Linked DNA regions of Homo sapiens: all the other regions are linked to region 1. Evidence: chromatin loops called from intact Hi-C (ENCODE). Cell type or tissue: endothelial cell of umbilical vein. All regions are shown on one strand. Each heading gives the region's core, and the rest is flanking DNA. Links, peaks and the distances in the headings are about the cores only. Region 1 has its middle 68 kb from the start of MIR466. Region 2 has its middle 110 kb from the start of GADL1. Region 3 has its middle 120 kb from the start of GADL1.

What was found. Hi-C counts contacts between places; a loop is a spot of excess contacts. Peaks named below come from ENCODE experiments on the same cell type or tissue, not always from the same donor. Only the 100,000 strongest peaks of a DNase experiment are listed, where the experiment ranks them.
Region 2: a loop joins it to region 1, with 8 times the contacts of the local background. A loop is called at or near these places in 1 of 110 quality-filtered maps.
Region 3: it touches region 1 in a loop (6-fold over the local background); 1 of 110 quality-filtered maps calls a loop at or near these places.

What each region holds. Positions count from the first base shown.
Region 1 is chr3:31,087,901-31,098,879 of GRCh38, forward strand. No RefSeq gene overlaps it. Among named protein-coding and RNA genes, the nearest start is that of MIR466, 68 kb to the right of the region's middle. RefSeq lists an enhancer at 7,915-8,506. In endothelial cell of umbilical vein, for the core only: no CTCF peak of the experiment used is centred there; a DNase peak (open chromatin) is centred at 5,451; H3K27ac peaks cover 1,636 bases.
Region 2 is chr3:30,996,433-31,007,411 of GRCh38, forward strand. No RefSeq gene overlaps it. Among named protein-coding and RNA genes, the nearest start is that of GADL1, 110 kb to the left of the region's middle. RefSeq lists an enhancer at 1-436. In endothelial cell of umbilical vein, for the core only: no CTCF peak of the experiment used is centred there; a DNase peak (open chromatin) is centred at 7,979; H3K27ac peaks cover 1,568 bases.
Region 3 is chr3:31,011,318-31,022,296 of GRCh38, forward strand. No RefSeq gene overlaps it. Among named protein-coding and RNA genes, the nearest start is that of GADL1, 120 kb to the left of the region's middle. In endothelial cell of umbilical vein, for the core only: no CTCF peak of the experiment used is centred there; DNase peaks (open chromatin) are centred at 3,194 and 5,084; H3K27ac peaks cover 1,414 bases.

The DNA.
Region 1 (10,979 bases), core at 3,166-7,165:
GAGCTCAGCTCAGAAGTCAGGGTGGGCTGAGTCTATTTGGAAAGCTTCTGTACAGAAGTGACAGTATGAAGATAAATGCTTTCTCCTAAGGAGAGGTGTGGAGGAGAGGAAGGACCTGTGGCAAAATCAGGACAGGTATCAGAAGAAACATGGAAGCTGGAGAGCAAAACCCAGAGATGCCTGTCTTAGTAGGTGCAATAAAGTAAAGTAGATTCTTTAAAATAGAAAAGAAATATGTAGAACAAGGCCAAACTTAGAAAGCTAGAAAGGGGAGGATTCAAGAGAGCAATTTTGCTCAAGAGATAGGAAGGGAGAATTTAAGAGAGGTGACTGGCTCTTACTAAATTGTGAATAGTACCCCTGATTTATGTATCTTGTGTCTCCTGGCAACTTTTAGCACAGCGCCTGGCAGTTTTTGAAATGTTTTCATTGTAATCAAAGCATCAGAGACTACAGGCTCTTGATACTTTTTATAACCTAGGAAGACTGCCCTTCCTCAACAGTGACCGCATTTGCACATGGCATGTGCATTGTGCAGCAACATAGCAGATGGCACCTTCCCTTCACCTTTATTAAGCACCTTCTCTGTGAGAAGTCCCAGGAGGGTATCCGGATGAGAAAGTTAGAGTCTCTGCTCTCAAAAAGTTTGCAAATTGTCAAGTATAAAATTGATAGAGGCTGGTATACAAACATCTAACTTTTTTTCTTTCTATTTGTCAATTTAACCAAGTTCTCAAGCCATCATGTCTATTCAGGAGAAAATTCTAACTCTTTTCAACTCAAAGTACCTCAGAATCTTCTGGATTTAAACTTGGTCAATTCAGGACTAAAATTTATTATATTGAAGATCTCCATTTAGGACCAGCTATGTAATTTTGGGGGCCTGATATGGTTTGGCTCTGTGTCCGCACCCAAATCTCACCTCTAATTTTAATCCCATAATCCCCACATGTCAGGGTAGGAGCAAGTGGAGGTAACTGAATCATGGGGGCAGTTTCCCCCATGCTGTTCTTGTGATAGTGAGTCTCATGAGATCTGATGGTTTTTTTTTTTTTTTTTTTTTTTTTTTTTGAGATGGAATCTCGTTCTGACCCAGGCTGGAGTGCAGTGGCGTGATCTCGGCTCACTGTAAGCTCCGCCTCCCAGGTTCACGCCATTCTCCTGCCTCAGCCTCCCAAGTAGCTGGACCACAGGCGCCTGCCACCACGCCCGGCTAATTTTTTGTATTTTTAGTAGAGAAGGGGTTTCACCTTGTTAGCCAGGATGGTCTCGATCTCCTGACCTTGTGATCCGCCTGCCTCGGCTTCCCAAAGTGTTGGGATTACAGGCGTGAGCCACCGCGCCCGGCCAGATCTGATGGTTTTATAAGCATCTGGCGTTTCCCCTGCTTGCAGTCACTCGGTCCTGCTACCCTACAAAGAAGGTGCCTGCTTCTCCTTTGTCTTCTGACATGATTATAAGTTTCCTGAGGCCTCCCCAGCAATGTGGAACTGTGAGTCAGTTAAACCTCTTTTCTTTATAAATTACCCAGTCTCAGGTATTTCTTCATAGCAGTGTGAGAATGGACTAATCCAGGGCCCCGTTGCAAAACAACAATGCGGGGCCACTAGTTCAAAATTATTAATCATTTTAAGACAACAGCATCAAAGCATTATATGAAGTGTGAGGCCTTTCTGAACATGAGACTCTGTTACAGATCACAGGCCATGAAGCTAGTCCTGTCTCTGTCCTCTCTCTTCTTTCTCTCCTCTCCGTAAGATGAGACTGTTTAAATGTTTCTACTTTCCCTGTATCTAGGTTTATGAGGCCAGTTTGATACTTGTAGATCATTATCCAGAGAGTAGGCCTCTTTTTCTGCAGAATATTCGTTTTAGCACCTACATTATATATTTCCATTCATTCCAACATTGTCCATTGCTTACCATGCTGGGGACTATTCAGAGTCTTTTCTCAGTTATTTGACTCACATGATACATGGAGAGTCATGTACATACTTTCTCTGACTTATTACAAATTCACAAATCTCATTCTTTCACCCTGTCAGGTGAATCGTCTCTTGGCTGCATATAAGATTCTTCAGCTTCTCTTGGAAGCTTAAAGAAACATTATTCCACTGTCTTCTAATTTTCAGTGTTGCTGAAACAAAGTTCAAATGGCAATCATTCTTTTTTTTTTTTCTACGTAAGTAACTTTTTTTGCTATCTTGAAGTTTATAGGATTTTCACTTTACCCTTTAAGTTCAGCAATTTTCCCAGGGTATACTGAGTTATATGGCTTTTCTCTTTAATACTACCTGGTACTCAGAACACTTCTAAGAACTCTGCAGACTAAGGGTTTTCTTTAGCTTCAATTGTCTCATCAGCTCAGATAAATTTCTTTTTATTATTTATTTATAAGTAAACTCTCCTCCATCTGTTCTTTGCTCCTCTGGAACCGCTATGGTTCATATATTAGGTCTCATGGATCTGTACATCAATTTACTTAAGTTCTTTCTTTCTCCATGATTTAGTTCTCTTTGCAATTTTGCTCTGAGTTATAAAATAGTCCTTTCTCTTGATCTTCTAGTTCAGGTTTCAAAGGTCACGACCCTCTTTAATTCATCTAAAAAACTTTTAGATTAAAAGGTTATAGTTTGTATTCCAGATAACTTTGTTTTCTTTATGATCTGGTCAAATCTCCTTTGGTGTTCTTATCATCTTTGCTGAATACTTGAATGTGTTTTCTATCACCTTCATTTCTCTGAGGAGCTGTCTGGACCAGTGCTCAGTTCCTTTCCCTCTTAGTCTCTCAGTTGACCTGAGTTTCCAGAGATTCTCATATTCTCCTGGGATGAAGGAGCAGCATCTGGGCCTTCTCCTTTCTTGCTCTGGATTCTACACCACTTTACCACTTTACCACTTTACCCCTGGGCCAGAGCCCACCAGGGATAACACAAGAGAGGGCAGTAGAAGAGTCAGCTACGAAGGGGTACAGTGTCTGTAGAGAATTTAAAAATAGCAAAAAAACCAACTAGAAGCCAGTCTGCCTTTTATTTTCACCATGCACAGCAATTTAAACAATATCCGTACCTCTTCCCCTAAAATCTGTCGTTGGTCTAAGTTTAGCTAGTTTTAGCTATGGCTAGTGTTGAGTTTTAATTATACATACGAAACCTTAAAATTAGTGAATTTTGATTACTTACCTTTTAATAAACATTGTATACTGCATGGAAATTAATTCAGAAAACTCTCAGTTATAAAGTTGGCCCCCAACACACCAAGACTCAGTTACGAGTGCCTACGAAGATTAAGTTCATCGTAGTACAGAATTGTTCCAGCTCACTTCAGATTCAATCCACATCTCCAGTCCCTGTGGTACTACATATTCCTACATTTAAACAGTAGGTTCTAAATAAAAAATGATAGCACAGTAACCTTAAAGGTAAAGAAAACGCACTTGGGCCACCTGGAGTTCCATTACTATGTGAGCATTTGGAGTTTTTATTTGTGTTCGAAATGTTTTAAAATGAAAAAGAGTACAAACTATAAGCCATAATAGTTTTGCTTAGGAAGTGAAAAGTCTAGTTCATACTTGAAATATGTTACTGAATTTTAATAACATTTTGCATATTAAAATGTATTGTTTTTCATTAATTGTTTAAAGACAAATTAAGTGATTATTAGCAAATATCAAATATCACTGAAAATAATGTTGTCATAAAAAGGAGGGGGGTACTTTTAAGTGCCCTGTCTTGGGTCTCAAATAAATAGGTACTCCCAGGGTTTAACTCTGGGGTACCTTGGCTGACAGTGATGGTACCTGGTCCTTACCATGGATCATTGCTGGCCCAGCTGTCAAGTTGGCATTCCAGTGGAAGTATTGGGGCAGAGTCTCTGGGCTCCCTGGATGCATCTGGAAACACTAGCACTCTCAGGGTCTTGGAAGTAGGGGAGGACTCACTCTGCTTTTTCCAGATCCATCATAGCTTCTTAGGATCTGGCACCAGCAAGAAGTCCCGGAACCACTCATCGGGTGAGAACACACCCTGCTTCTCAGACCCCTGCTGGCCACATTTTCTCCAGGAAACTGTACTGTGATCCTCCCCACCAGGGCTCTCTGCTAGTGACTATGTTCTTATTAGCCCCAGAAATGAAGAAAGCCTTAAGTCAGCTCCCTCCATGGTCTCCAGCAAAGCCCAAAACCTGCTGAAATCTTTCAGAGCATCCTATCTGCACAAAAATTGGATTTGAGTTGGGCACAGGTCAGCTGGTTTTATGAGAGCGGACCGCCAACTTCCCAGTGTCTCCAGCACTGGTTCACACAGGCATAGCTTCAAATGTGTAATATATAACTATATTTTTTAGTAACCAAACTTAACTCAGCTCTTTTGCCATTCTTTCTGCTTGGAATTGAGAAACTTTACTTTTTCAATCAATGCAAATCAAAAACTGATTTAAACAAGCCGATTCAGGATTTAAATTTGTTCAGTTGAAGATACTCTCTATCTTCCTCCTTTCCCTCTTAATCTCTCAGTTGACCTGAGTTTCCAGAGATTCTCATATTCTCCTGGGATGAAGGAGCAGCATCTGGGCCTTCTCTGAAACGTGGGGTCCTGTCTGTTCTGCCTGATCACACTGTGAAGGTTTTAAAGAATGACTTCAAATTCTCTGCACACCTCCTAACAAGATGTGGAGTCTATGCCACCTCTCTTGAACCTGAGCAGTCGTTTGTGATTGCATCAATGAGGGGAATGCAGCACAAGGGTAGCCTTGTGAGTTTCAAGGCTAGTGTAGAAAAGGCCACGGGGCTTCTGTGAGTTATTCTAGGAACACTCAGTCTGGAAGCTTTCAGCCATCATGCAAGATGTGTGCCACTGGTGGCTGCCCTGTAGAAAAACTACATGAAGAAAGAAAGAGAATCCTGAGCAATCCCTGCTGTACCTACTCTCCACTGTTTGAGTCTCCCCAGCTCAGGGGTCAGACATCTAAATATAGAAGCCTTCAATGTAACCCCAGGCCCAGCTATCATCTGACTGCAACCACATGACAGACCCTGAACAACTTAGCTGAGTGAGCCCAGTCATACCTTCCCCCAGATTTGTGAACAAAATTAATGATTACTATGGGCTGAAACTTCAGTGCAAAAGCAGTCCTCAATAATTGACTGGGAGACTTCCATCCCTTCTTTCAAGTGGATAATGCTCTAAAACTTGTCTATGCTCTGCATCCAGTCCTTAGCCTGGGATGAGAAATCCACAGCTTCCCTTATAAAGCCCTGTCAGTGTCACAATGACACCCTGGAGGTCTGCAAGCTCTCCACACTTAGCCAACTTTCTCTTCCCACTCCAGCATGGGAGACACAGAGTGCTACTTCCCAACCCTTCTCCAGACAGGAAATGCCTTTGCCTAATCATTTCAGTTCCTTCTTGTTGGCACAGTTCTAGATAAGAAGAAAAATACAAACAAACATCTGGGGATCTCCATCATTATCACCTCCTAAAGAAGATACGCCAAGTTTTTGTTTTTTTTTTTTTTTTTTTTTTGAGATGGAGTCTCACTCTGTCGCCTGGGCTGGAATGTAATGGCATGATCTCAGCTCACTGGAACGTCCGCCTCCTGTGTCCAAGCAATTCTACCTCAGACTCCCGAGTAGCTGGGATTGCAGGCATCTGCCACCATGCCCGGCTGATTTTTGTATTTTTAGTAGAGATAGGGTTTCACCCTTTTGGCCAGGCTGGTCTTGAACTCCTGACCTCAGGTAATCCACCTGCGTCAGCCTCCCGAATTGCTGGGATTATAGGCATGAGCCACCGCACCCTGCCCAAGCATTTTTTTTTTTTTTCAAAACATTGTCTAAGCTCCAGGAACTTCTCTTCCTAATTTCTTCTTCCTGTTGGATGGTTGTACTTTTTCTCTTGTGTGGGATTCAAAGGCTCTTATGTCATTTCATACTTCCCCATCTCTATTGTGCATGGTAAATACTGTATTCTCAAATTCCTCAAGGCATTATAGTTTGTTTGCAGCTCAGCCATTTGGAATTTCATCATAAATTATTACTCAAAAAAGCCTGGATCTTGAAAATAAAAAATATACTATCCTTCTAAGTATTAAGAACTGAAACTATCTATGCCTGCCCAACTTACTCTGCACATGAACATGAATATTCCAGGACACTGTTGCCCAGGAAGATGGAGTTCCAAAGGCCTTTTATTGTATATTTCAGGGACTCCTAGAAGTACTCAAAAAGTAACCATAGATAACTCAAACAGGTTCACCAATAATCCGAGGCCTGCTTTGAACTACTTGCCTTGAAATTATTACGTTGTTATGTCAACTAACTCCACACTATTTTATCACGAACCTTGCGCAAGTCTATTGGAATTGTAAATATTGAAACTTCATCCTCCCCTCCTGAGATGGCATTAAGACTGTTAAGGGAGTGATCTCCTTTACTGAAGCAAACAATAAACTTGGACTTACTTTATTAATAGATTACTTGGTGATATTTAATAGCCAACATTTGACACTGTTACTTTTGTGTTATTTACAGAAGCTTATTTAAGAAATCTAAAATTAAAAAATTAGTTTTCTAGGCTATGTCCACTATTTCCTGAGGGCAGGTTGTATAGAAGGGAAAGTAATGGGTATAAGAAATAAGGTGTAGGGAAGGAGGAGGAGGAAAGGAAGAAGAGGAGGAAGGGGAGAATACTGATTTATTTAATCCTCAAAACAAACCTATGAGGTAATTATTATCATTATTACTCTCATTTTACAGACAGGGAAACTAAAGCATAGAGCCGAGGTAGCTTTCCCAAGAGTACACTGCTTGTAAATGACAGAACTGATAGTGAATTCATGCAACCTTGCTTCTGTTTTTAAACGGTTTTAAACACTGTGATAGTAACCTATTGTTTATGAAACAACTAAAAAATGGTACAATAAATGCCACAGCATTGGTATGAACAATAGAGTTGAACAGTAGTCAACTCTATCCAGGAGTGGCATGGGATGGGACAGACAAGGCTCTCTTGGGATTGATGTAAGTGTTGATGTTCGAGTTGAGTCTTGAAAGATGAGCAGGTTTTCCCCCAGGTAAGCTGAATGTGCAAAGGCCTAAAAGTACCAAGCAGTGTGGAGTATTCAGAAAAATGGTGAGCAGATTCCATACGGTTAGACCTTGGGGAGGTTTGTGAGGAGAAGCAGGCACTGTAAGAGACAAAACCAGCAAGGCTTCAAGGGCTAGATCATCAAAGGGTCTTGCGGGTTGAGCTAAGGGTTTCCAGAATATGAATTCCTGAATATTGCTATGAGCAGCATGTTTCACCATCCTTCCTGTCTCCCAATAGAGGCTTTAAAATAGTCAAAGAAACGGAATCAGAAATTTCTGCTCTCCCAGCAAAAATCCAACCACCACCCCCGACTCTTATCACCACCCAAAAGAAAAAAAGAGCTGCTACAGTGCAAAAACATTCACAGAAAGAAGGTGGAATTTCATCTGCAGTGAGACTCCTCCACTGAAACAAACATGTCAGTTGCCCAACCTGAAAGAGCACATTAAGGCAATATCATTGCTGTGTGTAGGAAAGTTTTCCACTTAAGCACTCTCCTTAAGAATTCCTGCCCCAGGCGCTTGAGCTAACACAGAAACATATGATGGGTGGAACCAGCAGAAGGAGAGGTTTGAAAAGCTTGCATCCTGTCCGGTACCTTTTTCTTTCTCTCAGAGCCATCCTATGTTACCATGTATGTGTGCAAAAGGCCAAAGAAAGGAAAGCCGGACTGGAGCAGAAAGAGAAGATAAGTTTCTCATCGATTCTATGACCTAGGACAAAAAAAGAGTCATGAGGGAAGATGGCAAAAGGTAGCATTTTCAGCATTAATGAATACTTCCCAAGAGCTAGAATAAAACCAGGGCAGAAGTCCTCGAGACTTCAGACACTTTCATTCTCAGGGTGAGAGCCTACCCAGCTTAAATGAGAGAGGAGGAAAAACAAGCTTCTATTTCTGAATTCCAATACCACTGCAGCAATCTTCCCTTAAAAAATGGCAAGGGCCTTAGCTTGAAATATTAATTCAGAAATTAGCATTCATTTGCATCCATTTCTTATGTCCCCAACATTGTGAATAAAATTAACTTAATTAATGAAATCAATTGCAGAAGTATCAAAGCCGTTATTTGGAGCATAACAAAAGAGAAACTCACAACACACAAGTATATGGAACTATTCATTGTCTGGCACACAGCAGGAGCTTAATAGCGGCATATGGACAGAGTGAATGACTAACCGACTGACTGAATGAATGAATAGTCTCCCTTAATAGCTGTTTGATAGATTCCCTACCCTTTCTGTACCTAAATTTCCTGGGTATAAGAAGCAGGGAGTATGGAGGAGTTGATGTAGTTAACCTGCTATTAAGTGGATGGCACAGTCCAGTTGTATCTCATCAGCCTGCAAGCCAGATCAAGGCCTTGCCACCAACTAAATACCTGCATAATCAAATCATCACCTCTCACCCATACCCATGGCCTTTTCCCAGCTACCCCAAAATCAGGGTTCCCCTTCTTCCTTGCCAAGTAATTAGGCACAATGTTCTGCATGTTAGAGAGAAAGTGATTCCAAGGCTTGGTTCCCAAAGTAGTTCCCAGGATCCTCAGTGAGCAGGACCCTTGGAAGGGAGGATTCTTGGGACCTTTTGATAAAAGGCACTTGCACCCAAGATGGCATGATTAGAAGCTACTTCAGCAGCTCACCCTCACAAGCTATCCTCATCTGAATTGAGAAATGAATTTTTCAGTCCCTGCTACAACTTTTGGCAAAGGAAGCAAATGAAGTTGTTTCATTCAAATCAGTCAGCCAGGATTTGCTGAGCTTTAAGCTCCTGTCTGCGAGGAACTTACCATCTGTTTGGGGAGACAAGATTTATGCCCAAGGAACCACTTGAAGGAGCAGTACAAATAGTATCTAATCAAGAACTAACAGACCACAAGGGAGGATTTCATCCTCTCCCTTCTTTTTGCCAGTGACAGGGACAAAAAATGCTTCCAGACCACAATAAACATCCCATGAAACTGAAAGTGAACTGATACCTCACAAAATGGTGATTTCTGGACTGAAAATAGACATTCTTTCACCTCCAAAGCACGCCTATGGAGCAAAAACGAGGAGGAAATTTCTGTTATTCTCAGATGATAGCCAAGGAAGTAAATTGCCTTCCACAAGCTCATTTTCAATAAATGGCTGCTGCTTGAAGGTTTAGATCAGTGGTCCTCAAACTTATGCGCATCAGAATTGCCTGGGAGACTTGTTAGAATGCAGACTGCTGGACCCCACCCTCCCAGAGTTTCTAATTCAGTAGGTCCAGATGGAACTGAGAACTTGTATTTATAATAAATTCCCAGGTGATTCTGATGCTGATGATCAGTGGACCACACACTGAAATCTCCTGGTTTACATGATTGTGCTGGACATCGTGTGTAAATATTTGTTCTGTGCACATTATAAGTGATGCACAATTCTACATAAAGCTATATAGCCAGGCAGAGAGATGATGTGAGAGGAGAGGGGCCAGAATAGAAAGGGAGGGAAAAAGGAAAAGTAGGAAGGAAGGATGGAAAAACGGAGGAAGGAAATGATCACTATGGAAGAGGGTGCAATGATTATAGACTCGAACTCAGGGTTTGGAAAATCAACTCTGTATACGATGATAACATAAAAGAGAAGGAAGCAAGCAGGAATAAAAAAAAAATGGACTCTTTCTGCTACAGTATGAGAGAGACAGCAGTGGATGGGGTGGTTTCAGGGATCTGGAACTGCAAACCGTCTCTAAAGTCCCCATTGAACTCCAGATGGTTGTTATTCAAAGAATGGGGTCCAGTATTTGCCAGAGTTGCCAATTTCTCAAAAGAACTAAAATTTTTGGATTTTCATAAGATCTACTACCCATGAGGTAATGATAAAGAAACTCACAATAGAAAAGACAATCATTTATTCACTACCTAGCATAACCCTGGAAGAGACCAAGATTAAGCAATTCTCCAGAATTTGCCAGGAAAATAACCACTGACATCTTTTAAAGGATACTAAAATAATCTCCTCTGGCCAGAAGGCAAGCAGATCTTCTCAAATTTGGTGTGATGGGAACTTAAAAGCTTGCCAGGGACATGGAAGCACACTGAACCCTGGCTTCTAAAGAGATGAAGGCCCATTTGCACTGGTTAACAAATGTCGTTCATCCCAGACCAAAAAACCATGGACACTGCCACCTAATGAGAGTTGGGTTGCCGAGCAGAGCTCTCCTGACGGGGTCACAGTTGAAAAAAGTGGCCTCGGTGAGGATTTCCCATTGGATCTATACCCAGCTTTCCTTCACATAGTCCAAGGAGGAAGCTGAGCTCACCGGGCTGAGAGTTACCAAGAAAGCAAGACAAGTTGCTTCTTGAGGTGTAAGACTGTGTCTCACTCACCTTAGTATCTCCAGGGCCTGGCACATGATCCAGCACAACATGGAAACTCAACGTTGCTCACCTGAATAAATGTCTTCAAAATGAGACCTGTTTAGAGAATTGGCCCGTTTTCTTAAAAGCCTTTATTTTCCATTCTCCTCTTCTTTTGTCTCCACCAATTCCTTTGCTTATCCTGCTCCCCAGGACACTGACCCCAGGGTCCTTTTGGTCCTTCTGTATCTGTGTCCATAAAACACATAGCCATTTTAGATGTCAAGAGTCATTTTTAGAGCCATTATAGCAGGGAAGCCATCCTGTCTTTCATCCCTTTTCTCCAGGGGGTTACAGAATGAGGGAGTAGATAGAAGAAAGAAAAGCTAACTTGAAATTTTTAATGTTTTTTAAAAACAGCTTTTAATTAGTAGCTTAGACTCCATAATCCCCAATTCAAGGCTCCTCATAAAAAGTTAAGGTGTATATGTGGCTCAGTTTGGAGGCTGAAATAGGGTCTAGGGTGATCAACTATGTCAATTTGCCTGGGACTGAAAGGATTCCAG
Region 2 (10,979 bases), core at 5,734-9,733, 89 kb before region 1:
GGTGTACATACAAATTGAAGTAGGAGAAACTGGTGGAGAACATTTTCAGAAAATTCCTTCTTTCAATGAATGTCACTGAAAAGAGCATGAAGGTTGAGTGCAGCTTTGTCCCGGGATTCCTGGCTGTTCTTCCACTCCCAGGAAGCAGTGAGCTCCTGGCACAGAAATCCCTATGAGAGCCCTGGGCAGTGGAATCAGCAAAACAATGGAACAGGACACCAGCATTCACTGTTTGCTTTGTGTCTTATCCTTCAGGATGCTCCCCCTGACTGTGCCAAGCTAGCTTGGTCCGCATGCCTGTGTGCTCTCCATGCCTCTCTCTTCATGGCACTGGTCTCATTGAATCAGGACCATCTGTTTGCTCACCAGTATCTCCCCTTTAAACCTGGAATACCCTGAGGGCATGAGCTACTCATACTGTGTCTGTTGTATATATGGTACCTAGCACAGTGTCCAGTTTTTGCCTGATACTGATCACTAAATATTTGTTCAGTAAGTGAATGAGACCTTAAAGATCATTTAACCCCACTGAATCCCTTTTTTCCATTGTTAAATTAAGAAACACTCTGAAATAGAGTGAACCTGCAGCTGTGCTCCAATAGCTGCCCACTATGGTTTTCCATTTTGCTTTTACCTCTATTGACACAGTAGATTTTAACCCATTTATGCCTGAGGTTGCAATTTTTTGAATTTTTGCAATCAGACCTTTGCTATGATCTTGAACAGTAGGATATAAATAACTCCCACATGATTAGTGTTCCAATAATGGAACATTAGGCATAAAGGGACTAATGCCAACCCTCTACCCCAAGATTCTATTTAACCTACTGTGACTCACATTGGACTTTCTGATTCAGTGTTCCTGATTCTGATTTCTGATTCTTGTTCTTGAATTAGGGAGCAGACTTCACCCACGCAATGACAGCAGAGACTCTTCTATTTTTTTCTGTCTTCATTAAGCTCTTCGGGTAGTGAGAAAAAGATGTATTCAGATTACCTCAGGGAATCAGGCACTTTGTAAGAAAGCAAGGGAGGCAAGAAAGTCAGGAACCTTCCTCGGCAGGGAAAAAGCACTCAGGTCCTTGAGCCTTCCCAGCTGGGACTGCCTACAGGCAATATGGCAATGCTCGTGACCACTGAGGATGCAGCAAAAACTCCAGTGTCCCAGCTTGCTCACCATACTCTCCTAGGCAGGAGCCCATGGCTCCCTGCTGCTTTTGCTGCATGCTGTGTTAGAAGTAAGGGCAGGAGATTCATGTGGCATGAGGGTCAGACTCTGCATGCGGAACCACCAGGCAGTCAGGGACACTGTCATTACATTGTCAACGTTGTAGTGAGATATGAGGCAAAGAGCCCACTCTGTGGCCCTTCAAACTGTCAGTGGTTTATCCTCCAGTTCTCTCACCTTCCTCATGCTATCCCCTTGTCCCAACCAACAGGAGTCAGAAAGATACTCTCTTTCTTGGGTATTTCAGGTGTCATCACGTGGGCAAACTCACCCTGCACCTGTACATGTTCCTGTTTCATGAGAAAGAGCAGTATCAGAGAATGTTGCAGACATAGTCTCTGAGGTCCCTAAATGCTCACAAAGTTATTTAAATAAATGGCAAAATATGATGCTTTCATTTTGATAAAATTGTGTAAGTGCATTATGGATGATTTACTTACTAAGGATGGCCACAGCATTTAGGTGTCTGTGTTGCATTTTGGTTTATGATCACAACAGTGCCAAGATGTACACTTTTGATTTTTGTGAGCTAATGACAAAAGTAGAAACCATCAGTATGTAAATGTTAATAATTCTCTTTCAAAGTAAACAGATCCTCATGATCTGTACAAATTAGGGTTTTACAAAAGTTCTATTACAGAAGAGTGGTGGGAAGTTGGTCCTTCCCATGGCATCATATAACATAGGCTACATGAGACATGTGAGACTTCCTGTGCAATTTCACAGTTACATATTTACTTTGAGATCAGCAATTTAGTTCCAGCAAAATAACACCATGCATCACATTGAATTTATGTTGTCAGTTTGATTTTTTATGGTCTCATTCTTTCAAAGATTTACTTTCTAATTTGTTTTGGTTTCATACCATTTTAAGAAATACAAGCAGAGAACATTAATCAATACTTTTGGGTTTATATATATTTAAGCAAAGTTAAAAGAAAAACAATTTAAGCCAAGGTTGGAAACTAAGAAAACTTTCCCTTCTTAAGAAACTGTTCACATATTGGTCAAGCTTCAGAAACACTGGTTATCCCTTTTAAAGACATTAATCCCTTGGTTTCAAACACATTCTCCATGAAGAAGCAAAAGAGGCCCATAGTTGACATCAAATGAGGGCATTCTTTGTAGGGGACTCTATTGGAGTATCTCCCAGATCCCCTTTATTAGGCCAGCACACCTGTCTCCCAGCTTTGGTAAATGATGGCTGCTAATGGCTCATGGATGTCTCCTTCTCTGAAGAACTGGCCTCAGAAAAAAGACAGGCCACACGAGAGATAACACCTTTGCCACCCAACTGAGGACACCTCACAGCCACTGACTGGCTGACTTGAGGGTACAAAATCCTAGACCGCTTGCCTCAAGGTGGGCTCAACTCTTGGGTACAATTCATACCCCAAAGCATCCCATGGGATCAGCAAAAGCTAAACTCCAGGTGATACCACATCTGCCTAGATTCTTTTCTTCTTTATTTTGATTTCCTTATTGTTTCTCTCCAGAGAGCACACCCCAACATGCAGCTAAATGCCTGTCTTAGTCTGTGTTTCTAGGGAACCACACCTACTTCACCCTCCTAATTTATAGAAAGCCTACTCAGCACAAAGATAGGGCCTGACTTTTGGGCCCAAATGAAGTATCTGTGGAAATGAGTTTTTCTTCTATTTCCATTACCATGAATAAAAGACATGTACGTATCTCATTCTCTAGAACATGTTGGAAAATATTTCTAAATGTGATTTAATTACCAAAGACCTCTGGCAGATTGAATATGAAGATTTCTGACTTACAGGTTGTGTGAAAATCTAAAAACTTAAATGGTTACTTTTAAATATTTTTAAATCTCTAAAACCAAATGACTCTTTTTCTGGATCCAGTTGGGGAAAATTTTCACTGGACCTGAGAGATCAACATCTCCCTAGGTATTCATTGCTGTAGCAAAGTGAAAAACTTTTGGACCCTGGAACAAATATATCTGCAATCAGTTCTCTATCTTTGTCCATAGTGATCACCTCTTTCCATTTGGTAGAAGCAACTATGTCTCCAACCATAGAAAATGAAGTCTTGATTGCCAGTCCCCATTATATAAAGTATCATTTAATCATGCTTATAGAAATAGACATTTTAACATTTCTTGCGGTTGCTCTATTGCCTTCCCCACTCACCCCATCCTAGAAGAAAAGGAAGAAACACCTGCAAGTTAAACTGAGTTAATAATAATAGCCATAGGCACCAGCTTTTGAGCCCTATGTGTCAATTACTGTACAAAGAGCTACATAATCATTATCTAATTCTTGCAACTGCCTTGTAAGGCTAGGTACTGTCTCCATTCCAAGTTAGGGTTAATTTTTCTCATGTTACAAGAAGTGTGGAGGTAAGCAGATTGTGCCTGTATATCAGCTCTATGAAATCATCAGCATCTCAATGTCGTTCCATCTTTCTGTTCACCATCCTAGATATTTGTCTTTCATCCTAATGGTCATGAAGTAGCTGATGTATCTCCAGGCACCATATCTGTAGTCCAAGCAGAAGAAAGGAAAAGGAAGCCATGCCTATTCTCTAGTGTTGATTTATTTAGAAAGGCAAGTCTTTTTCAGGGATTTCTGCCTCTATCTCATGGACTGGAACTGTGAGAGTGAGACTTGACCACCCTAAATGTGAGGGAGGTGGTTGAATATTTCACTTTATAGCTATTATAATAGCAATTCTAAATAAAATATTATTCGAATAAATCATGTCTTGGTTTGCATGGGATAGTCCTGGTTAACACTGTTAGTACCTGCATAATCATTAATAAGGTACCCTTTTAGCCTCCAGTGTCCCTGTTTAGATGATAAATTATATGGTTAACCTTTCTGTAATAGAGATGGCAGCTGAAGTGTTGAGCAAACCAACCTCTAGTATCTGTCGTACTCCAGTGACCAAAATAATTGAAAATCAATGTAACTCTTAATTTACAGTCTTTCATGAAAACACCAAAGGAGAGTATATTTCTAACACTCCAGAAACCTCTTTCAAATTTTCTTTCTCATTTCTCTTGCTGTTGATATTTCATACATGCATGGATGATGCCCTAAAGTGCCTCTCCTTTTCCAGTGTAAGATTCAAAAAATCCTTTTTCTAACTCAATCTATGTCACCTCCCTTCTCTCCTCTCCCATCTCCTCTCTGGCCCAGGCCTTTGTCATGGCAGTCCACTTAGCCCCTCTGCGCACCTCACTTTTCTCCTTGCCCTACTCCATAGAACGGTAGAATCTGTCGCTTCTCTGTACTCCCTCAACCCCCATTAAGAAGTCATCTGCCACAGTTGCTGTTTACAACCATCTTGTACCAGGGTAAGAGTAAATCTGAAACAATGCAGGGAAGAGCCCAGAGGAACAGCCTCGAGCCCTGATTGTCCTACCCACGGAGCTCCAGAAATGTTAGGTAGCAAATCTTGTTCAAGCCCATTTGAATCAGGCTTCTCTTACTTGTAAGCAAAAATATCCTAACAAATTCACTGATGTCTGTACAACTAAGGAAGTCCCAGGATAGAATCTTCTGTTATTTGACAGTAGTGAAAGGAGGAAAATGGATTTTAAAATTTGTAAGTCAATATTTTTGAGTCCTGCTAGTTATACCTTAATATATTTTTTGTTCTTGTTAAAATTGTTTAACAGGAAATCACAATTTAACTGTTTTTTGTTTTGCTTTGTTTTGTTTTTTGAACAATAGAGGGCAGGGATCCTATAAGAAATTTAGTAAAGGAAGTAAACGTGTTTGCTTCCTCTAAAATGGATAGACATCAGCCATTGTATGCTAAACCATTTCAAAATCAAAGCCAGTGCCTCACTGAGCTGGTGCTGGTGAGGGAGAATAGTCAAATCTCCTTAGTCGTGAGGAAAAATATGAAACATATTGTGTGTGTACATGACCAAGAGATGCCATGGGACCATAGGAACCCATGGGAAAGATCAGAGCAGAATGGTTGAGATGTTAATTTGGCTCCAGAAATAAGAAAGTTTGGTAAGAGGCTCCTTTGAAGGCCAAATCCTCTTGCTGTCATTGCATAGCTACTAGAGTTCATAAAGGATTGCTGACCATCCCTGTGATAAAGCAAAATAACAGAGGGAAGAAATTTGGTGCTCAGAAGTGGCTGGCAGAGACCAGCAGAAGCAGGAACAACAGGGCCCTAATGGGAAGCTCTCATGATGCACAGGTCTTTCTATTGTGAACAATACTTTAGAAGCCAGCAGAGCAGAGAAACACAGGGTGAATCTTACAAAGGGTGTCAGGAAACAGTTACCATAAACTAAGAAAACACAACCAAAGGCAGGTTGGGGAGTATCTTAGTCAGCTTGGGCTGCTATAAAAATATGTTGCATTGGGTTACTTGATTTATTTCTCATAGTTTTGGAGGATGAGAAGTGCAAGATCAAGGTACTGGATGATTTGATTCCTAGTAAAGTCTCTTTCTCTGTTTTGAAGTCTTCTTGCTGCATGTTCACATGGCAGAGAAAGACAGATATCCTGTTTTTATAAGGGCAATAATCCCATCACAAGAGCCCACACTCACAACCTAACCTAAACCTAATTCCGTCCCAAAGGGCCCACCTCCAAATACCATTAAATTGGAGATTAGGGTTTCAACATCTAAATTTGGGGATGATACAGACACTCAGTCCACAGCAAGAAGGAATAAATCACAGTGGGTTTTTAGAAAGTCCATGTCAATCTGTAATCCATGTACTGTGTTTCTTTAAATTTTGTCCTTTATTGTAATGACCTTTGATGCTAAAAACAAATGTAGTAATGTGTGTTTAGAATCTTATGTTAATTTTTTTCCAAAACAAGCAATATTGGTAGAACCCACTTATTTATTCTGCCTATATGTCATTTATACATTCCAATGGATAAGTTTACTATCAAAACTATATACCGTAAACCAATGCCTGGGTGTACACCATAAACTATACACCATAAACCAATGCCTTGCTATTTCCCTGGTAATCTTCAGCTGGTGCAGGACCTGCCCAGTAAATCAAACCCTATTAAAGAATAGTGAAATTAAGTAGAGGAAAACCATAAAATAAGTTGTGGGAAGTGAGGGCTGGAGGGAGTGGGGAGAAAGAAGCTCGATAGATGAAAGGGGACAGAATCACACCAGAAAGTGGAAGGACTTATTGTAATAACCGAAGGATGCTGAGATAGATGGAATGTGTATAACCTGCTTTGAACTCTCTGCTCAGGAAAACAGACACCATGTAAACACAATATCCTAGTTACTATGTTTCTCACAAGACATACAAAAAGGGAACTTAGTCATTTCAATAGTTGAACAATGCTATATTATCAAAATGAAACTAGATTTAAACTATTAAATAACTGCATTCACCCAAAGTATTTGTACACACAGCAAAGCTATTTAAACCAACGGATATAATTTTGAGAGGAATTGTTATATTAATTCACATTTATTTTAAGTGGCAGTGGAATACTGAATGCAGATAAGACAGTTAACTGTTTGAATTCTAGGGTATAGACCACAGGTACAGAATAAAATATTTTTTAATTTATTGAACACCAGCAATGTGGTCAGTATTGGACACATTTTGATACCATTCATGACTGCCTTGTTATCTAAACAAGCAGAAACAATCTTACCCAGAAGAGAAAGACAGGTGCCAATCAGCAGAAGACAGGAAAGTATTGTTTTATTTTCGTGGTGTTACACAAAGCCGACCAGATAGAGAGAGATGGAGTGAGGGGAGAGGAGGAGATGTAAGGAATTGGCTCACACAACTGTAGAGGCTGGCAAGTCCAAAATTTGAGGGGTATGTTAGGTCAGCAGGCTAGAGACCCAGGGAAGAATTGATGTTGCAGTTTGAGTCCAAAGGCCATCTGCTAGCAGAATTTCCTCTTTCTCAGGAATATCAGTCTTTTCCTTAATGTCTTCAACTGATTGGATGAGAATTACCTACCGGATGAAGGGTAATCAACTTTACTCATGGTCTACTGACGTATATGTTAATTTCATCTAAAAAAAATACCTTCATGCAACATCCAGATATGTTTGGCCAAAGTGCCATGGCCTAGTCCAGTTGACACAAAAAATTAGCCATCACAGTTGCCTTACCAATATTTGATATACTGTGACATTTTTCATTCAATTCTGTTCTACTCCGAAAAATTTTTTAAATGATGATCACAAACTAGTGGATTGATTTCATGACTTGCTCCAAGAATGCAGCTTTAAAATCTGAAAAATATTGGTCTAGAAACCTGTCTAAAAGAGGCTCATTAACTTTCTTGTGCAACACTGGAGGCAGGAGCAGCAAAAATGTCCTCTTGCACTCAGGAGGTACAGGGGAGTGGAGGATCTAAAAGCCCAAAATGGAGTGGCAGAATGTGTCCATTGAGCCTGAGAGTGGCAAGTATATAGTTCCAAAAGTTAATGATTTGAAGAAGTCTTATATTCGGGAAGAAAGAAAGACAGAAGTGAAACCATAGACTAGTAACTGCAGACTAGACAGAAACAAGGAAACCTCCATGGACATAGCATACAGATAATGGCATCAAGGACAGCATCACCAGATGTTTCCTTGACAGCATAACATAATGTAACTACTCCCAATTCAGACAATTCCACGGATAGAAGAATAGCATTGCAAAAATGACTGGAATTCATTCCTACCAAACAGTGGACTAGGAATTTGACATAGCAGTGTTTAGTCATCTATTGTTACATGAATAACCATCCCAAACTACTGGTTTAAAACAACATCAATTATTTTACTCTTACCCCGTACATTTCTGGAGCTTGACTGAACTCAGCAAGATTGTTTTCACTCAGCTCTCTTGTGCAGTTGCAGGCAGACAGTGGCTGGGGCTAAGTTGTCTGATGGCTGGCTTACTCATATGACTGGTGCCTGGCCTGGAAAATACCAACAGCTGGGGCTCCTTCAGCAGATCTCTATCTCCATGTAATAGAGAAGCTTCATGATAGCTAGAGTGAGAGATCCAGGCAGAAGCTGTTCTGCTCTTAGGACTTTGGCTGAGAAGTCACACAGCATTACTTCTGCCATAATCTAATAGCTGAGGCAGTCACAAAAGCCTGACTAGTCTCACGAGCAGGAGACAGAGACTTGACTTCTTGATGAAGAAAGTGCAAGTTCTGGTACATCACATAGAACCAGAAACATTCTTGCAGCCATTTTTGGCAAAAAAAAAAAAAAAAAAAAAAAAAAAAAAAAAAAAAATCTGTTCAAAAAAGTTCACTTAGAGGAAAGTTAAATGAATTTCTTGCCTATTCAAGTCAATGCACGGAAATTTATACCTAACAAACGGTAACGATTTGAGACTCATTCACCATACAAGGATCGGGAACCACAGATGCAGCCCAATGTCCTCATTTTACAACTGAGGACACTAAGACATAAACAAGGTCAGTGACTTGTACAGCGTCTCACAGAGAGTCAGTGTCAGAGCAAGCCTAGATCCCAGGTCTTTGAGACCCACCTTAATTCCCTTCCTAGCCTCTTTCTCTCTAGTCTTTCCACTGACCTTCACGTGCTCATTTACGAACAGAGCTGAGTGGGCGAGGACACATAGAGTTCTTGCTCTTAAGTACCTGATGGCAGTAGAAGTATTTGCCAACAAGGGCCACACTGAATTCAGGCATGGAATAAAAGGAAACACCACAAGGTTTCCCAGATGTGAAGAGGGCGAGGACTTCCCAAGCAATGACGTTCTAAACATGGCAGGCAGACTCACCCATCAGAACAGACACTAGCCATAAACAACCAGTAAGATAGTACCCATGTGTCCCAAGTGGATATCACCTTTGCCCCCTCTCTGACCAAGGTAAAAAGATGTTTTCCTCGTTTGTTTTATTTTTAATTTTTTTTTATTTGTTATATATATTTTAAGACAGTGTTTCACTCTGTCACCCAGGCTAGAGTACAGAGGCATGATCATGGTTCACTGCAGCCTTCACCTCCCAGGCTCAAGCAATCCTCCCATTTCAGCCTGCCAAGTAGCTTGAACTACGGGAACGCACCACCACGCCTGGCTAACTTTTGTATTATTTTGTAGACATTGGGTGTTGCAATGTTGCCCAGATGGGTCTCGAACTTCTTGGGTCAAGTGATCTGCCTGCCTTAGCCTCCCAGAGTACTGAGATTACAGACATGGGCTACCATGCCTGGCCTAATTTCTTCTGTTTAAATCCAAGACTATTCATAGCTTTGTGGTACAAATTTCAGGTTGCAAATTCATTTGTTCTAGGGGAAAATGAAATAGGATTTTCTAAGTGCTAGCAAAAATAATGTTGAAGTTTCTCCTTAAATACTTTTTAGAAGTTAAATCACTGCTGCTGAAGAAAAATGATGAGTCAATAGAAACTAAAGCATGATCATATGGATTAAATTTTTCTCAACAAGACTGTTTTTTTAAAGGAAGGGCAAAGAATTGAGAAGAATTGGTTTCCAGTAGATTTTTTGTTAACAATCATCAGTTTTCTATACATAAGACTTATCCAGCCTGGTGTTATGGAGATAGGGAATGGGGTACCAAATGCAGGAGTATAATTTCGCTGCAAGATTAACTGAAGAACAGAAAAACTATAGTTAAAATATAGCACTTGGTATTCTATTAGGTAAAAGAAAGAAAAAAAAGTATACGAGAAGAAATTTACATTGGCATCTTTGGTTCCAGTGGGGAAATTATATTTGACTGCCTCTCCCTCTGGATGGCATTTAAATGAACAATACAGACTTCACAGAAACCTAGCACATTAGAGCTGGGAAAGGTCTTAGAGAAGATTTTGTCCAAATGCTGCATTTTACAGGTGATGATGTTAAGGCTGTGAGAGAAAAAGTAGCTCACTCAGTTACACAGCTGGTGGAGCAAGAGCTGGAACCCAGGACTCCCAGCCTCAATGCTTGTACATGGTTCACATTATCACCCACTGAAATCTCAGAAATATTTTAGCAACAGCACGATCTGTAGTTAGAAACTTGAGATTCCTAGAGAAAGAAGGAGCTTTCAGAGGCATCTGCTCTTTGCCTCCCAGCATCCACCCCACTCCTCTGGCAAGTCTCTGTTTTTGTTTAAAGATCTACAGTTCAGCCACTTCTATCCACAAGGTTAGAAGACATCATACTGAGTGCTGCAAAACATGACCAATGTCAAGCCAATCACCACAGTGCAACCCATTCCACTGTGATTGGTTCATAGATGGACACTTTACCCATTGAGAACCAATGAAAAACAATCAGATTCTTGTTTCTGTTTTTAACCTGAGAAAGAGTTTCATTATCTTCTTCTTTCAACTTGAAGAGGAAGAAATATCAGACTTGAAGCCACTGAAGTGATTTTTATCCTACTTGGATATTGAGAACAAAGCCAGTACAGCAGAAGACAGAACCAAGAGATGTGAGAAACCACACACAGGAGATATTGTTTGGACATTGAATCTAGTCGTGTCTGAAACCAGCTCTAACCATGTACTTTTTAGTTACATGAGCCAGTGAAATCCACTTAATCACTCAAGGCAGTTTATGTTAGGTTTTCCATCACATGCAATTATAGGGGTTCTAAATAACACAAAACCCTAGAGATAATTAGACCTATTCCCTGCCAAAAATGAAAAACAAAACCAAACAAACAAGCAAACAAAAAACGCTGAAGCCAGAGAATTGAAACAACTTGTGCAATACTGCAGAATTTAAGTGGCAAAGCCAGGCTAACACCCAACCTTCTAAACCCCAGATCAACTG
Region 3 (10,979 bases), core at 1,472-5,471, 78 kb before region 1:
AAAGCAATTTCTTCCAAGATAAAGTCATTTGATTTTCACAATAACCCAGAGAGGAAGGCAAAACAAGTATCATTAACTCCTGTTTCAAATGAGAAAATCGAGACTCAGAGGGGCTATGTGATTTGCTCAGGATCATGCAGCTGCAAGATGAATAAAGACTCAAAGCATGGTTTTCTCTCTCCATGCCCCAAGCTCTTTACACTGAATGATTTTGCATGTTCTCTCCTGTTGACTTCTGAGGCAGCTTGCCAAGTGACCCCAGCTCATGCACTCCCTGGTTCCAGGTCTGCCACCCTCAGCTACCAACATCCACAGCAGTGAGTAACAGTTGGGCTCTCAATGGGAAGCCATCTCAACCTGCCTCTACTAAGCAACAAGATTGTCATAGAGACAGGTGAACAAATAAGCAGAAGCCGATCATCAGAGAAAAGCCTGTTGCAATAGAGGCTGCATATGCAGGGACTGAGGATCTTCCCCAGATACTCACAATTCCCTCAAAAGATCAGAAAAAACTCTGGCCCTTAAACACTTTGGAATCAGACATAGGAATGTTTGAGTCCAGCTCTGCTGCCTCTATAACCATGGATAAGTTTTAACACCCCTGAACTCCAAAATAGTGAAGAGAATATTAACAGAATATTTGTGAGCATCAGCTGAGATGGGCAAATAAAGTGCTTAGGATAAGACCTCAATAATGGAAGCTATCATCAATATTTGTAATTTATATGATATATGGTTGTAATAATAATACAACATGATAAATATAAGAAAATTGTGTACCCCAAACAAAACATGGATAGAACAAGGAAACAAAAAAGCTACCAAAGGAAGCTCTGCAAATAACTACTGCTTTTGGTATCACTACACAAATATCCAGTATTAATCCTATTTCATCTGTGTGTAGTTTTTCATAAATAATGAGATGGGTGTTTAACCCAGGATCATTCTTTGTACATGAAAGGAGCTGACTAAAATGCACATGTAGCATAAAGCACAGGTTGATATCCTTCAATCTAACTGTGATGGCAAACTGCATTTGGGAATATTTTGGATTTGTTCTCAACAAAGTCACTCCAGCAAATTCTTGGTATATGGAAGTTGCTAAAGCACCATTCAGAAGTAAGAATACAGAGTATCACTCATGTGGCTTCAAAGGGTACAGAGCTATGTGATCCTAGGGAGAGATAAATTTGGTGCTCCAAACTATCAAAGTACCCAGACCTGAATTGTTCTGGGGAAGCCTAAGTTTTATTGAAATCTTGACCCTTTGAAGGGCCCTAACATTTCTCATCTGGAAGCCAAAATTCCCAAAGTTGAGGTGTTTTAACATTAAGAAGTAGAGTACTTAGAAACACTACGTGAGAAAAACAAATTTTGTGCCCGCATTGAGTTTACTGTACATATTTTAGAGAAACTTGACTTTGATAGCGTGTTGGTTAATTTTATGTGTCAACTTGCCTGGACTAAGGGATGCCCAGATAGCTGATGCAACATTATTTCTGAGTGTGTCTATGAGAGTGTTTTCAGAAGAGATTATTAGCATTTGAATCAGTAGACAGAGTAGAGAAGATCCTCCCTCACTAACACTAATATGAGCACACATCATCTAATCTGTTTAGGGCCCAACAAGAACAAAAAGGCAGAGGTAGGGTGACTTTTCTCTCTCTCTCTCTCTGTGAGGTGGGACACTCATCTTTTCCTGCCTTCTGACATCAGAACTTCTGGTTCTTAGGCCTTGGGACTTCAGGACACCATTGGTTCTTATGGCTCTCAGGCCTTCAGACAGACTAAATTATACCACTGGCTTTCCTGGTTCTCCAGCTTGCTGAGGGTGGGATTTCTCACCACCATAATCATGTAGCCAACCCTTATAATCACTTCTCTTCTCTTCTCTTCTCTTTTCTCTCTCTCTATCTCTCTCCCTCCCTCCCTCCCTGCCTGCCTCTGTTTAGGTATGTGCATGTATGTGTGCAGTGTGTGTGTGTGTGTATACATATTCTGTTCTGGAGAACACTGACTAATACAGATAGCTAAGAAAATAACTCTATTGGAAAATTAGAAAATGTGCTACTTTGAGGAACTAAATTATCCTTGCAAAACTGTTCATTATCTTAATTAAAATAATAGACATAATTTCTATTTTTAGAAATAAGGATTCTCTAGACTTGGACAAAAAATGGAAAATTCATTTATTCATTCCATATGCACTACATATATATATATATATATATATATATATATATATATATATATATATATATAGACAGAGAGAGAGAGAGAGAGAGCCTTCTCTCTTCCAGACATTGTGCTAAGTTTTAGGAACAAATAAGAAATAATTTCTAATTCATACCCTCAACAAGCTTATGATCTGAATATGGAAATGGGCATGCATCAGAGTATGGTAAATGCTAGCCAAAACTGAGAGAGTTTTGTCTTCCAAAGATGGCTCTAATAATATTTCCAATCCCACATTCTCTTCTTGAACCTGCAATTCCCTATCAAGAGGTAGAATCTAACTCCTCTGCCCTTAAATCTGGACAGGCCAGTGACTCAATGATAGGTAAGAGAATGCAGCAGAAGTGACACTGTGACTTCCAAGGCTGAATTTTACAGGCAAGTAGCTTCTGCCTTGTCTTCTGGAGTACTCAGTCTTGAAGTCTTCAGCTGCCACATAAGCAGTTGGACTGTGCTGAGGTTGCTATGCCACAAGGAAACCCAAACTAGGCCATGCAGAGAAACCACATGGAGAAGCTCTGAGACTGCACTAAAGAGGGAGATACTTGGCCAGCTGACAGATGCTCCAATATGCCCTCTTCCCCTGCTGCTCCAGCTGCAGCCACCATTTAACTGCAGTCCATGAGGGCTCCATGCTAGCAACTCAGCTAGGGCCTTCCTGAATTCCTGACCCACAGAAGTCCCAAGATTCAAGAAGGTTGCTGTTGCACTAAGTTTTGTGGTGATTTGCTATGGAGCAATTGTAACTGGAATGAGGCCCTTAGAGGTAGAACCCTATTTGCTGTGTCCACTAGTTTTTAATCTGGTGAACAGAGTGTCCACCGCATAGTGTGTATTCCACAAACATTTGTTTAATTTTGTTGGATAAAGGTAAGAGTTCGGGACATTGGTAGCATAAAGGAAGAATGACTAATGAGACCAATGAATAGGAAATGCTTCACAGATGTGGTGACGAATCAGCTGCATCTCGATGGATGAATCAATATTTCTCAATGAAACAAAGAATGGGAATGGAATGTCAGGTAGAAGGGACAGCAAATGCAAGTCACACACGTCATGGAACAGCTTGGGAAGCATAAGCAACTTACTTGGGCTAAAACAGGGCATGTAAATGATGGGGAATGCTCCTGGAGAAGTAGGTGCCGCTGGAGCAGGAGAGGCCTTGTGGGCTATGCTGATCACAGAGCTGTTACACCCGCCCCCACTCCCAGAAAGAAGGCCTCATCAGGCCAGCCAGGCCTCCCCTCCACATCTTCTACTGTTTCGATGCCTCTATTGGGCATGCAGGCCTCTTCTCTTGATCTGTGTCACTGAAGGGTTGAGAACTCTGAAGTGACTCAGTTCTAGACATACTTTGCAGAACATAATCTACTCCTCATCTAGATAAGTGCAGGGTTTTTCTACAAATGGGACACAGATCCCTTCAAATCTTGAAACTCCAAGACTCTCTGGGGTTTCCAGGAAAACCTCCAATCTCCCAGAGACACAGACAGGGGAAGAAGATTCAGGGATACATTGGCATGTATACTCTTTGCTTTCTCCAAGATGCTCCATATTTTTTTTCTTTAAGTCCAACTATTCCTTATTTAGTCTGGCAAAGGACAGCCTGGATCTCCAGCTGGTCTTTCAAATATGCTGTTTGTGTACCTGGGCCCTAGACTTTTGAATCTGAAAACCACAAAATAACATCCTTGTTATCTGTGTTCTGCAATGACATCTTTGAGACAGTGCCTCTATCTGGATAGCAAACATCCCATTCTCCCTCTCATGCTGCTTGTCTAGCATGGAGGTGGTCTGCTCATCCAGTCCCTCAGGATCGAAGGCAGACACTAACTCCATCTCAACACATGCTTCCACAGTCACCCACAAGGGTGAAGAGAAGGTATTGAACTGTCCCCTAGCTTTTAAGACTTCTGCCCAGACACACACACACACACACACACACACACACACACACACACACCACAACTGAGGCTAAAGAGAAAAGCCTGCTGCAGAGGCTATATCCAGGAGGATAATCTGCCTTGGCCACTGTTGTCATCTGCTCTGGCTGCCATAACAAAATGCCACAACATAAATTTCTGTTAAAGAAACAGAAATTTATTTTCTCACAGTTCTGGAGGCCAGAAGTCCAAGGTCAAGATGCCTGCATGGTCAGCTTCCAGTGAGGGCTGTCTTCTTGCAGATGGCTGCCTTCTCACTGTGTGCTCACATGACCTCTTCTTGTAAACAAGGAGAAAAATAGTGCTTTCTGAAATCTCTTCTTAAAAAGGCACGAATCCTATCAAATCAGGGCCCTATCCTTATGACCTAAATTAACCTTATTATGTCCTTACAACAGATACAGCCACACCGGAGCTTAGGGCTTCAATATGTGAATGTTTGGAGCACATATGCATTCAGTCCATAACAGCTACCATTTTTGAGAAGGGTAAATATGAAGCCCATATTATGTCTATCCCTGTAAGAAGGGATTCTTCTATAATTAAATGCAAACTATGAAAATGCCTCAGGCATAAAAACACTTTATATTTTTTAGATATTATAGAATAGTTCCCTTTTCTGTGCTGATTTAGAAAATAAAATTTACCACCTGGTAAATTATTTTTTAGAAAAAAGCTTTCATCTTGGTAATTAATCAACAAAATCTGAACTAAGAAAAAAGTTTGCTTCTCCTTTGTTCTCCACCATAAGCTAGAGTTTTCTTTTCATTCAATTCAAGATATAAGATATCCCTTGATGTCACAGTGTTTTGTTATGAGTTTGTTTTCCTATCTGAAATGCAAACCCCAACTTTTGAATAGTCATGGTTTAGATTACAGTGTAACAAAAACAGACCATAGTCAGAGATTGTGATAGTTTGTAAACTGATGTAATAAAACTGAAAATGAATTTTCCGCAAGATTCTTTGTTCTTATCTTTGGCCCATTGTTCTCTCAAACAATAGTTTTTGACATGGCTATTACATTTTGATATCTCTCTCCCTAACAGAAGTTTACGACAAACCTAAATCAAACAAAAGTGCTTCTGTTTCTAAACCTACACATGCTGTGGGGTATAGTTTGTATTTTAACAAATTCTTGTCAATATATTCAACCAAGAAAAGAGAAACAGTGACAAGGAAGGAAGGAAAAGAAGAAGGGATGAAAGAAGGAAGGAAGGGAGAAGGAAATAAGAGGGGCAGGAAGGGGACCATGGCTCTAATGGTCCAAACACTGACATTATATTTCCCTGGTCTCAAGCATCTCAACTTGAACATAGGCTGTCATAGCTGGTGTTTAGCAGTGTCTGGACACTTGTACAAACTAACAGGGCTAACTCAAGAGAGGCAATTTAAGTGAAGTGTTTTGCATAAAACCTTCTACCTGATCTGAAGGTGGCAACAGCAGGTTCAATCACAAGCAGCTGGGTGAAGAGATGTGGAGATAAAGACAACAACAGTTCTTTTCCAACCTGGCCTTAGGGACTCATTGGACAAAAAGCTTTTTTCCTGTCCCTGAATTCCTGCTCATCCATAATATAATATCTTCTACTCTCCCAGAGGTATTTTTCTCTTATTTCCTTCCCACAGAGGAGAGGTGACTATTCTGGTGGTGAGACAAGGGAAAGTGTCATTGCAGCTGCATGTGCCTCTCTCTGTGTCTGTTCACCTGTCCTTTCTTCATTCAGTGAGCCCTGTGGGAAGGACCCCCCCTTGCAGAGAAAAGCCTAAATATGCCCAAGGGTTCTGTCTTTGACTGGATGTATACATTCAATTCAGAGGAGACAGTACAGAAGCCCATCTGGTCCCTTGTCTGTATCTCACACTCTGAAATCTAGCTTTTTATCAATAACACTGATACTCTTGACTTTTGTGTGAAAATACTAATAGCCAATCCTTAGATAATGTTTATTATGTGCCGGACTTGATTCCAAATGGTTTACATGTATTAATTCATTTAATCATCTAAAATCCTATGAGGTACATAGTAAGACAGGATAATAGGCTCACAGAGATGTCCACATCCTAATTCTCAGAACCAGTGAATGTATTACATAGCGTGGCAAGAGGGGAATTAAGAAATTAAGATTGCTAATCAGCTGACCTTAAGATAAGGAGATTATATCAGAATATTCATGTGTGCCCAGTGTACTCACAGAGGTCATTAAAAATGGAAAAGAAAGGCAGAAGAGTTAGTTGCAGAGTAAAGAAACATGAGAAACACTTGTGACTGATCATTGCTGGCTTTGAAGATGGAGGAAGGGACCTATGAGCCCAGGAATACAGGGGACTTCTGGAAGCCGGAAAAGGCAAGAAAACAGATTCTCCCCTAGAACATCTAGAAAGGAAACATAGCTCTGCAAACACCTTGATTTTATCCCAGTAAGGCTCACTTCAGACTTTTGATCTCCAGAATTGTAAGATAATCAATTTGTGGTATTTTTAGCCACTGAGTCTGAGGGAATTTGTTACTGCAGCAATAGGAAACTTATATTGTTATTATCTCCACTTAGTGGTTGAGAAAATTGAGGCAGGAAATGTTACATAACTTGTCCAAGGTCATACCCAGGCCAACTGCTGCCAGAGCCGAACCTCTGGATCACTGTGCGAACTACTTCTTTTGTGCTTTCCTAAATTGGATTAGAAATAGGTAGAATAGGAGGAATGCAATTAATGACTGCTTTTACAAATCTCAACAGGGGAGAGAAGATAATGACCAACATTGTTGAGTATTTCCAATGCTGCACATTTGGCATGCATTCTCTCATTTGATCCTCAGAGAAACCCCTGGTAATAGACATGTTTAATACATGTAACAGATGAGAAAACTGAGGTTTGCAGAGGTGAAGCAACTTGTTCAATTGGTGGGATTAGTAAGTGGTGATGGTAGGAGCTGCACACAGCAGTCTCACAGGCAAGTCATACCTGTTCATATATTGCTAAACTTAAACAGCTCACTTTCATAAGCCATCCATGACACACAGACATATATAGTACTGCTTCAGGGCCCTAATGACAAAATTATCACACGGACTGGGGAAAGGCTCATTTTCAGCTCTTCTATGTGGACATAGCCCTGACCTAAGCTCATGTACTTAGGGCAACACCAGTTCCCGTTGGGCAAGATGCTATGGATGTCTGGAAGACATGAGTGAAGCTGCTCTGACGTGGTTTGTGATTACACATTCAGTCCCTGGAGGTTTTCATAAATATCTGGGGCAGGGAGCTGAGCCTTTGGGGAAAAAGCAGGTGCAACAATGAACAAAATATGAGATATTAATTGTTCTGTGACCCTGTCTGTATCCATAAGCCGGTAAGTTTGGGAAAAGGCAGACAAACTTTAATCAGTGAATAAATGAGCTGTTGCCATGCTATTCACAACCACAAAATCTTAGCAACATATGATAAGTACCTATTTCTCATTCATACACCTGGAGTTTGGCCAATCCAGGCTGGACCAGGCAGAATTTGGCCTCAGGGTATGAGTCAGGTCCCAGTCTGCTCCATATATCTCATTATTCTAGGACCAGCAGGATACCCAGGGGGTATCTTTTTCATGGTGATGGCAGAAATGCAACAGGGACAAAGGGAACATATGATGCCTCTTAAAGACTAGGCTTGGAATTTGCACATGGCAACTCAAATCAAGTCATCCTAGCCAAGCCCAATACCACTGGGACAGTGAAGTATATATATCCTTCTCATGGAAGTGGCAGAAGTGGGAAATATTTGCTGACCAATAATGGAATCTGTCACAATCATTGCAAATCAAAGCCCATGAGGAGAAACAGATACCTTTAAACTGATGTCTGCAAGTGTCCTCACTTACAGACACATAGGCTCTGACTTCTCTTCCATACAAACTGGTCATCTATGCTCTTGGAGATATGCAATATGGCATTCCTCATCTTCAACTTCCAACATGTGCAGCTGTCTGCTGGGCCTCTTGAACATCTGTACTCCTATAATGTACTGTCCTTAAATGAGATCTAAGTTTACAGTTGGTATGGAGTCCACTCACAACAATGAAAAGCTCTCACATGGAAATTGTGCTTGTACAACATTCAATGGGCTCCCATCATGCCGATGTCCTCCTGCTACATGGACTGTCAGGTGCAGCCTTTTTGAGAGTCTCGTTATGTGCGTAATGTCTGGCTCAGTGCAACTATATCACTTTGGAAAGAACTTTTGAAGTACGCTGAACTCAAAAGGCAAGAAGGGACATTTGCCTTCAATTGCCTTCTCTCTCAACCAGTGACTAGATGAAATAACAGAAAAATAGATGAGGCCCTTAACTGTATAGTTCTCTTAATAAGTTAAGAGCACAGCTTACAAATGTTGACAAAGGTAGGGAGATAATCATTTCTTTGAGAGAAGAAAAAAAAGCAGATGACCATCTCGCAAAGCATGAATGTATTGTCTATATTTAGAAAAAATATCAGAAAAAATGATAAATTTTCTAGCTTTTTACAAGACATTAAAAGGAATCCAGGCTTTCCTTTCCTGACTCCCAGGAACATCATCTGAGGAAAGAACTGGAATCCCGTAAGCTAGTAGAAAACATGGCTTTTGCGGTTTTATATTGCTCCCATTTTTTTTTTCTTTATGTACTTTGTATTTCCTTCAAAATTACAAAGAAATAAAAGTAATGGTAGGTTTTGCCCTGGGATTTTGTTGGACTGAAGAAAGATGTTTCTAATTCTCTGCTAAGTATTTCTACTACTGACTATGCTCTGCATTCATTGAGTTTCTGCTCAGGAGGGTATAACAGAAAAGAGAACATGTTTTGGAGTCAGATCCTTGGACAAGTCATTAGCCTCAGTTTCCTTTTCTATAGAATCACGATGTTGATGCCTAATTTAATTCAAGGCCTTATTTTGAATATCACCAGGTAAACTCCAAAAAGGTAACATCAACTTGGAAAAATTTTAATCTTGAATTATCATGAAATTTTGATCTCTTCTTTATGCCTACTCTACATTAATTAGAGAGAGCACGTATCTCCCCCATTTCCTCCTTGTATCCATGGCAGCATTGTGGCTAATCCATAAATCCTCTGTATTACCATCTTTAGCCAATTCCCAAGCAACCATCTTTCAGGTAGGCTGACCTCGACAATGCAGGGTATACCTTACATTTTGACCCCATCATATCTGCACGTGGTTTCCATAATCACAGATAAAGGGGTAGAGAGCTGAGGGATGAGGAGGAGGAGGTCACACACTATTAAATTTTTCATTAAAGACATGACACACATCACTTCTACTTGTGGTTCATTCATTAGAACTAATCATATGACCCAGATTTTCTGCAATGGGACTGGGAATGTGAACATTTATCTAGCAGTAACTACGTCTGTCATAGAGGGTTTTAAGAGAACCACATCCAAATCTTTGATCACCCTGATGTCATGTGGCTGTAGGTAGGGTGAAATGAATGTTTCTCTGGGTAGGTTGAATATACAGGCACATTCGAACTCCTTCCCATCTCTATAATGTGATTATTTTATGAGCTCAATGACAATGAGACTAATATTTAGAGTTCAAGAAAAAAAATCTTAATTATTATTATTTTTATTTTTATTTTTCGAGACAGAGTCTTGCTCTGTCACCCAGGCTGGTGGGGCAGTGGTGTGATCTCGGCTCACTGCAACCCTTGTCTCCCAAGTTCCAGCTATTCTCCCTGCCTCAGCCTCCTGAGTAGCTGGAATTACAGGCACTCACAACCACACCCGGCTAATATTTGTATTTTTTTAAGTAGAGATGGGGTTTCCCCATGGTGGCCACGCTGGTCTTGAACTCCTGAACTCAGGTGATCCACCCACCTTGGCCTCCCAAAATGTTGGGATTACAGGCGTGAGCCACTGCGCCCAGCCAAAAATCTTAATTATTAAGAATACAAACAAAACGTAAAGTACAGTACACAGGGCTGAGGTTAAGGGAAGAATTCTGGAAATCTGATGCCTGTAAAACAAGTCAATAGGATGTAAAGAAGAAAAGAAATTTCAAATAATGTAGAATATATGGACAGAGCTTGTTTTGAACAAATATTTCAAGCAGGCCTCTCTGAGCACCATTGTAGGCCAGCACAACCCTTTTGGAAAGCAATTTAGCAAAGTATCAAGAGCATTCCAAATGTCCCTGTACTTTGAACTTGGAATTTCACCCTTGAGAGCTTATCTTTAAAGAAATAGAAAACAACTCTTTTAAAGACAGGGTCTCTCTCTGTCACCTAGGCTGGAGTGCAGTGGTGTGATCATGGCCCACTGCAAACTTAAACTCCTGGGCTCAAGCAATAGCTGGGACTACAGATGGTCTCTAAGACTTCATGTTAAAGAAACATTTCCTAAAACACTCTAAGTAAAAGTTCATCACAACTTTATAATATAAAACAAATGGAAACTAGAAAGTTTATGCATTAATCTTTAGGTAAATCATGCTATATACACCTAGTGGACTCTTTATTTATGAAGAAATAATCATATAAATACCAATTTAGCATCATTTTACCAAACAACAGTCCTATACTCTGAAAAAATGTTAATTCATACAAACCAAAAGACAACTGTGGAGCCCTTTAAGATTAAAGGAGACCAAGGAGACGTGCCAACTAAATTCAATGTGCTACACTTGATAGAATCTTGTTGGGGAAAACATTGTTATAGAAGACATTGAAGCAAATGGCAAAATTTAAATAAAAATTTGTATGATATCCATATTAAATGCCCTAAATCTGATCACCCTTGTTATTATACAGGGAATGC